Linked DNA regions of Homo sapiens: region 1 is linked to region 2. Evidence: chromatin contacts called from ENCODE Hi-C or POLR2A ChIA-PET data. All regions are on one chromosome and are shown on one strand. Each heading gives the region's core, a stretch centred on a gene start or an enhancer-like site at or near the end of the contact. The rest is flanking DNA. Distances are from core to core; before and after follow the strand shown.

Region 1 (3,638 bases), core at 567-3,066, 180 kb after region 2:
GCGCAGGGAGGTCTGGTCTGGACTCCTGGCCTCCAGAACCATCAGAGAACAAATATGCTGCTTGAAGCATGAAAGCTGTGGGGATGGTGGCCGTGGCTGGGGGACACTCAGGCGGTGGCTTTTCTGGGACCAGTGTCTCTGCAGAGGCTGCTGCTCTGAAAGCATGGTGGGCCACAGGGCGCCACACCCCCTTGGGTCCTGTGCCTGCTTCAGGAAAGGGGTAAGCAGTGTGGTATACGCCAAGACCTCCTCCTGGTTTCCCTCCTCCGCATGGATCACTCCTCGAACACAGCCCCTGCTTCGTCAGGGTTCCGTAGCCTCACCTATCGCAGGCTGCACCCCATCCTTCCTCCAGACCCCTGGCCTGTGGGGCTTACCGGGGCCGAGGCCAACAGACTGATCTCGTTGCCAAAGACCCAACAGCCACCAAACTGGCTTCAACAGGGCTATGTGTGGCAGGTACTTCACAGGGGGACGTGTTCTCATTTTCCTTGGCTTTCTAATAAACTCTGGTCTAAAGAAAATCTCTTCTATAAAATGAGTGGCCAGTGCCAAGGGGTAGAGACAGAAGCTCCTTCTGGACACTGGCTGCTCCAGTAGAGCCCATCCTGCCCAGGTACGGAGCCCACCAGCTGCGATCAGGACACTGCAGTTCCACCGTGGGGGACCCCGGGCCCTCACCTTGTCAGTCCTCTGTTTCAGCTTCGAGGGCTTTGACACAGTCTAAAATCCACAGGTACTTAGCGCATTTCTAAGTCCCACCTCATGATCAATCATAAGACAGGGCTTTGATGGTATGCAGAAATATCAATGAAATCCAAGAGGAAAACAGAACTAAACTCATCGGGATGAATGACAGATAAACCCTTTAAGCATGTTTCAAGTCGCCCAGGTGGAGCCTCTGTTGGTCAGTGAAGCTTCAGGGTTCCCATGAGATGGATCTGCATGAGGCTCAGTCCTCTCTTGAAACACTGCCCATTTGCAGGAGCGCCGGCCCACAGGGCAGAAGTCAGACTGTCAGAGCAAGTGCCGGTCCTGAAGCTGGAAGGACTTTCAAGGCTCATTCCCCAAACTCATTTTTTTTTAAACCTCTGCTCATCTTAAAGAAAGGAGAGGCAGGCGCCCCAGAAACCTCTCAGGAGTAACTGACACACGTGACTTGCGGTGTCTTCAAAGGAACACTCTGCAACTTGCTACTGTTTAAACAGAGCAAGACTAACAGTCACCAGCAGCTGGTTCACGCATTAAGGCCCTTTGCAGGTGAAAGAAAACGGCACTGGAGGGCCGACTGCAGAAGCAGACGCAGTGCACGGTGGACATCTGCCCCTTTTGGGGGCCTGCCACGGTGCTTCCTGAAAACTCAGGTTAAGCTGACTCTGCTGTCAGGCTGATGAGGCGCCTGCACCCACCTTTGCTCAGCACGCCAGCCCAAATGGAAGAGCAGGTGCTATGACAAAAATCAGTTCTTGTAGCAACTATTTTTGATACTGAAACTGAAAAGCGAGAGCAGCAAAGCTATCCACGGAGCTCCTGACAGTTAGGCCCGGCTTTGGCTGCTGATGCAGGGGCCGAATGACGCTATTTCTGCAGCAGCCGGCCGCAGGCGCTGACCCACCGCGGGATGTGCCCCAGGAGGCAGAAGAAACGCTGGGAACCGCACCTAACCTTGCCAGCATCCCCCAGGCAAAGCCAGGCACTTTGAGTTCATCGGTGGAGTTGGGCGATACTCCTTTCCCGTTTGTGTGCTTAGCTGCTGCCAACAGGATGTGCTGGGTGAAGCCTTACAGAACACAGCCAGTTGTGTTTTATAAAGCAAGGCTCCCCTCCCCCAAAGACAAATAAAACCACAGGTGTGGAAGGGACACCCTCCACCGCACCCCGCCCTAGTAATCTGACACCGCAGGCAAAGGCACGGCCTGTGTGGGTAAGATCCATTGTAAACGTTTAAAACTTCCTGTTCCCTGATGCCTCAACTTCCCCGCAGACCGACGCACCTGTGATGGGCAGGGCCGTGTGACCTCGTGACCTTCACATACACCAATGAAGACCCTCACGCCTTCTGCTGTCTTTCCCCCACTGCTGACTTGCCTGCGGGCCCCCACTATCTGCCCTGCCTCTGGAGCCGCCTCCCGTGTGCCCCCCCAGGCCCCTTAAGGTGCTGTGCGTCCCATCTGGAACCGGCAGTTCACCCGCTCTCCCAGCCACCCTTCCAGACCCCACTTACAACACACGACTAAGTAACACAGTACAGGCCGTGTATTCGTATTTGTTTTCCTGTGCCAACTCATCTGGTATCTTCGTATTTTAATGAATAAAACTGAAAGATGACAACTTGAAGCCCCAGTGCATTCCTCTCAAATCGAGTGAAGTTTACAACACCTTAATTATAAAAGATTTATCTGATCCAGAAGAAAGCAGAGTGTACAGAAACTTCACTGTCATCTGCGAATGGACTGAGAGCATCTGGATTTGGTTCTCAGCCTGAATGAGCATCCTGGAATGGTGTGTCTCGTCCATTTACGTGGAGACACATGGAACAGGCCTGCAGGCTTGGGGCTCTGAGCAGGGCTCCCAAAGCCCCTCAGCTGCAAGGAAGCCAGGCCCATGAGAGGGGAGCCTGTTCCAGAAACACAAGAGGATGAAAGCTGTTATTGGCAAAGGAGACTTAGAGCAAGGAAATGACCAGGAATAAAAAAAGATTATATATTTAGAGGCCAGGTGTGGTGGCTCATGCCTGTACTCCCAGCACTTCAAAAGGCCAAGGCGGGTGATCACTTGAGATCAGGAGTTCGAGACCAGCCTGGACAACATGGCAAAACCACATCTCTACTAAAAATATTAATACAAAAAAGCTGGATGTGGTGGTGCACACTTGTAGTCGCAGCTACTCAGGAGGCTGAGGCAAGAAGATTGTGTGAACATGGGAGGTGGAGGCTGCTGTGAGCTGAGAACAACAAACCCCACAAAAACTAACTTCAACAAACATTAAACTTCACTACACACCGAGTCCAGCAGTTCTCCACCCATCTTTCTATTCCATTTCTCTCTCTCTGCCTCAACCTAGGGCAAGATAAGCTTGACCTGATGGGTCATGGCTCTGTACAATAGTTTAGTCTTAAACAACTAAGATGCTACGTATCTAAGAACACTCATGACTCAAAGGCTTGCAAAGGGCTCTTTAAATTTGCTCTTTTAATGCATAAATAAATCCATATCATGTATTACTTTCTGGAAAAGGGTTAAACTCAAATATCCGAAATACTTTCATTATACCAGGTCAAGAAAAATGCCACAGCCAGAAAAATTTATTTTAAAATAGAAACATACATTAAGCTTTAAAACAACCAACTCTCAAACAAAAGAGGAAAGAGCCTTTGATCCCAGAGTCCATGCGGAATGAATTCCATACGTGTTTGAAATTCACATAAGGAGCACTTAGAAAACCACCTGAAATGGAAATCCAACAGCCCCCTTGCCTGTGAGGGCTCCCACCCCTGCCCGCGTGAGGACATGGCCGAACCCCGGACACTCGTGTGCCGGGAGCCACCACAGCTCAAGGTGACCGGCAGCACCCAGCTCTGTGACCAAGACAGATGTTCACACGTGGGGGCATCGTAAGCGCTACCAGCTCCAAATCT
Region 2 (3,755 bases), core at 693-3,192:
TCTCAACCTCATAGGGCCTCCTCCTCTGTGTGCCTCTCTCCTCGTCTGTTTCTGATTTGCCAGTGGGCTTAGAGCCCGCTCACATAAACTGGGGCGACTTCAGCTGGAGATCTTTACCCCACATGCAAAGATTCTTTTCCAAATAAGGTCATATTCTCGGGTTCCAGGAATCAGGACATAGATGTAGCTCTTTGGAGGCCACCGTTTAGTTTACTACAAACCTTGAAACCAAAACAGGATCAAGGTCCAAACTTAGAAGGACTTGGGCTCCAGAGAGAGGCCCAGGAAGCTAAGCCCCACTGCCCGACACAGCCCTGTGTGCACAGTGGGAGCCCCAGGGTGTCTGTTCAACTGCAACACACAGCTTTCTACCAGGTCCTTAACACATGCTGGGTCCTAACATGTGCCCTGAGGTGAGCCGGGGATACTCGACTCCAGGGCACTGGCCAGAAGCCTTGGACCTGCACCCACCACCCAGGCCTCTGAAAGGAGAGCAAGCTGAAGTCTTGACTTTGAAACAGCTGCAGGGGTCGCCCCTCACCCAAGCTTGGGGTGGGGGGGGGGCTCTGGGCGGCAGCAGGTGCACTTTGGGAGCCTCCGATGGTCCCCACAGCTGGGCTCCCTCCTCATCCCCATGGGCGTAGCCCACCAGGTGGCTGCTGAGTCCTCATGGTCCGTAGGCAAGAGGAAGGGGGAAAGTGTGAGCCCTTGGCCTCCACGGCAGCCGGCTGGGATCCTGGCGGGGGACCCTCGCTGGTAACAGCATCTCCCCAGGACGTGCGGCCCCAGTGCCTGCACCCAAGCCCAGCCCTGGTGGGGAGCAGCCCCTGGAAGGCAGGAACCACTCCAGGCAAATGCAGCTGGTGCTCAGCTACATCCTCACGAGGGCCCTGGGCCCCAAACCAAGAGGCGGCTCAGCCTGACAGATGCGGTTCTGGGAGCTGGGGCGGTTGACACTGCCTGGGCCTTGCCGGCTTGGCCTTCTCTGAGGGGTGGTGTCCACACAGCAGCAATGGTGCCACATGCCGGAACCTGGAACCGAGGTTGCCTCGAGAACTGTTTGGGCAGTGGCCCTAGCGGGTGTGGGTGCCGGGAAACAGGAGGCAGAGTGGCCCCCATGTTCCTCTGTAGGCGTCCGCACAGCCTGCCTTCCCCGAGTGCACACGGCGAGCTTGCTTGACCCTGGGGTGGCCACGGCCCACTTTTGTGACCCACGTCCCTCCTCCCGGCAGGCCCCGTGTCTTTGGGGAAGGTGAGTAATTCTGAATCTGGTTCCCGAGCCCCACTTCCCAGTCTAGGGCCACTACGTCCCCACGGTTCTGGGACACTTGCTGAGACAAAGGCAGATTTTGTGAGTCAAAAGGGACTTTCCACATCTCCAAACGGCGTTTCCGGATGCATGGGCCTCAGGGCTCTGATCCCAAGAAGTGCCAAGAAGACCTCTGTGGTCACAGATGCGGACCAGGCCGGGACATGCTGGAAGGTGTCAGGACACGCCCGGCCTGCACCTCTGTCTCCCAGAGCATCCCAGGTCTCAGGGCATCAAACGCTCCGAGGTCGGTGACCAGGCACCACCGCCTTGGCCTCAACCAGCACCCCAGAGGCGCCGTCCTGCCCTCAGAAGGCCCCCCAGAAACGCTGTTTCCCATCGCTGGCTGGCTGTCTCGTACCAGCCGCTGCAGCCCCGGCCCACCTGCATGCAGGGAGCAGGGCCCCATGGGAACCCAGGCAGATCCCCCTCCTGAGAAAGGTGGCCCTGCCCCAGCCAGCACATCCCAGGCGATGAGGCATGTGATCCCCATGGCCCCTCGGGTGAATCCTGACCGCCAATCTGCACACACAGCCACACCTGCGTCTCCATCTCCCTCGGTTCTGTTCCCCCCCACCGGGTCTGGAAGACACTGGTAAGCAGGGGAGGAGGAAACAGGTGCAGCTCCAGCGAGGCGGTGCTCCCTGCTGGTGAGTGGGTGCCCCCTGCTGGTGAGGGGGGGTGCTCCCTGCTGGCTTCCCCTCCCCACAGCTGTCCCTGGAGGGAGGCGTCATTCTGTAAACAGGGAGATGGGGTTCAGGACGGTGCCAGCATGCCCAGCAATCCCGGAGTTCCCCGTGCTCAGGAACTCGCACCGCTGGCTCCACGCTCTCTACTCCAGTGGGACAAGAAAGCTCTGCTCACCAGGCAACGAGAGGCGCAAGGGCGGAGCCCAGGGCCCCGGGGAGGGCTCAGGTGGCTGGCGGAGGGGGTGCAGGGAAGGGAGATTCACCCAGGAGGGCCATTGACAAGCACTGGCTGGGGAGGGATGTGGTCACTGCACCGGCATGACAGCTCGGAGTAGCTTCTAGGTGACCACGCCATGGGAGAATGTTCTGAGGGGAACCCCTTGGGAGGCTCAGCATGAGGCAGAGCCGTTGGGGGCTGCAGCCAAGGTGGGCAAGCTGGGCCTGGGCCAGTTCAGAGCAGCCAGGCTGAGGGGGAGGGTGGACACGGGACGTTTATACCAATACGCTCGGGCCGCTGTGGAAATGAGTGCAGCCAGGCTGTGCACACCACAGACACGTCTCGAAGCCTCGGGCCTGAAGTCCCAGGTCAGTGTGTGGCTGGGCTGCTCCCCTGAGCTGTAGGCGGGCACCGGTTCCGGCCTCTTCTTGGCTTGCAGGCCCCAGCTTCTCCCTGTGTCTCTGTATCGTCCCTGCTCTGTGAGTGTCTATTTCTGTGTCCAAATTCCCCCTTTTAATAAGGACACCCGTTATATTGAATTAGGATGCACCCCTGTGAGCTGTCACTTGATGACCTCTGCAAACAGCTCCCTCCCAATACCATCACATTCTCAAGTGCTAGGCAGTAGGACCCCCAGTCCTCTCCCAGTCCTAATGGAGAGATGTCACTGAGCCTGTAACTTGGCTGTCCCAGCCGTCCCTGCTGCCACGGGCACCACAGCCGCCATGGGCACCAGAGCCGCCACGGGCACCACAGCTGTCCCTGCCTCCCTCTCTGTGCTCTCCCCTGGCTTGTTTTCTGTATCTCCTGGGATGGAGGCTCCCTGGGGACTGTCTTCCCCACTGTGTCCTCAGCACCCAGACCTCACTGGGACAGCAGCCACTAAGCTTGTGTGGTCACTGAAGTTTATATTTAAGTTAAAATTTTTTTTAAAAAATGAAGAATCCAGGTCCTCAGCCACAGCAGCTACAGCTCAAGTGCCGATAGCCACATGTGGCCGGTGGCTGCTGCATAGGACAGCGTGGACAAGGAATAACTCCGTTGGTGCAGAGAGGCCACTGGACACTCAGGCAGAGACAAGAGGGTTCGCCGGGACAGATCAACAGATGAACAAATTCAGAACAAAATGCTTAGTGAGGGAGAAGTGAACTTTCATTTTGCCCAAGTCACCATTATCATGGGTGCTGCTGGCAGGATCAGACCTGGTCATGTGGAGTCTGAAGTGCTCCCAGCCACCAACTGTGGCTGTTGCTTAGAGATACCCCTCTTCCCTGCAGCCCTGCAGGACTTCCCGGGGCTTCCTGGCCTCCACCTTTGCTTCTGGTGCTAGAGGCGGGGCAGGTGGCGTCAGGGTGGCCACTCCCCTCCCCAGAGCTGCACTGGGCCGCAGTCAGTTCACCCGGCCACCCCTGGCAGCATCTCTGGGCCCCAGACAGGGCCCCTCCATACAGAGCCCAGACGCTCCACAGGGCAGGGGCAGCCCAGCCCTATAAGCCCTGGTGCCCCCATAATCAGGAGGAAGAAAACCTCCCCCGTCTCC

What was found. Hi-C counts contacts between places; a loop is a spot of excess contacts on that map. ChIA-PET counts read pairs that join two places held with the same protein, here RNA polymerase II (POLR2A). Pooled maps may share reads with other maps.
Region 1: a map with no recorded cell type shows a loop between it and region 2 (2.1-fold over the local background). The contact joins two enhancer-like sites. A Hi-C loop is called at or near these places in 13 of 37 single-sample maps with no recorded cell type and 5 of 50 pooled maps. POLR2A ChIA-PET finds 5 or more read pairs at or near these places in 2 of 52 experiments (PC-9 and activated CD8-positive, alpha-beta memory T cell).

Annotation. Positions count from the first base shown.
Region 1 is chr5:1,314,580-1,318,217 of GRCh38, forward strand. CLPTM1L (CLPTM1 like) reads right to left here. Exons shown (of 17, transcript NM_030782.5): 17 at 3,173-3,638. Among named protein-coding and RNA genes, the nearest start is that of MIR4457, 7.0 kb to the left of the region's middle. RefSeq lists enhancers at 1,337-1,726, 2,017-2,166. Within about 2 kb of position 1,817, at least 17 of the 41 ENCODE cell types and tissues checked have a DNase peak (open chromatin) inside an H3K27ac peak, as active enhancers do.
Region 2 is chr5:1,138,514-1,142,268 of GRCh38, forward strand. It overlaps a transcript of SLC12A7 not described here. Among named protein-coding and RNA genes, the nearest start is that of SLC12A7, 28 kb to the left of the region's middle. RefSeq lists an enhancer at 1,981-2,824. Within about 2 kb of position 1,943, at least 3 of the 41 ENCODE cell types and tissues checked have a DNase peak (open chromatin) inside an H3K27ac peak, as active enhancers do.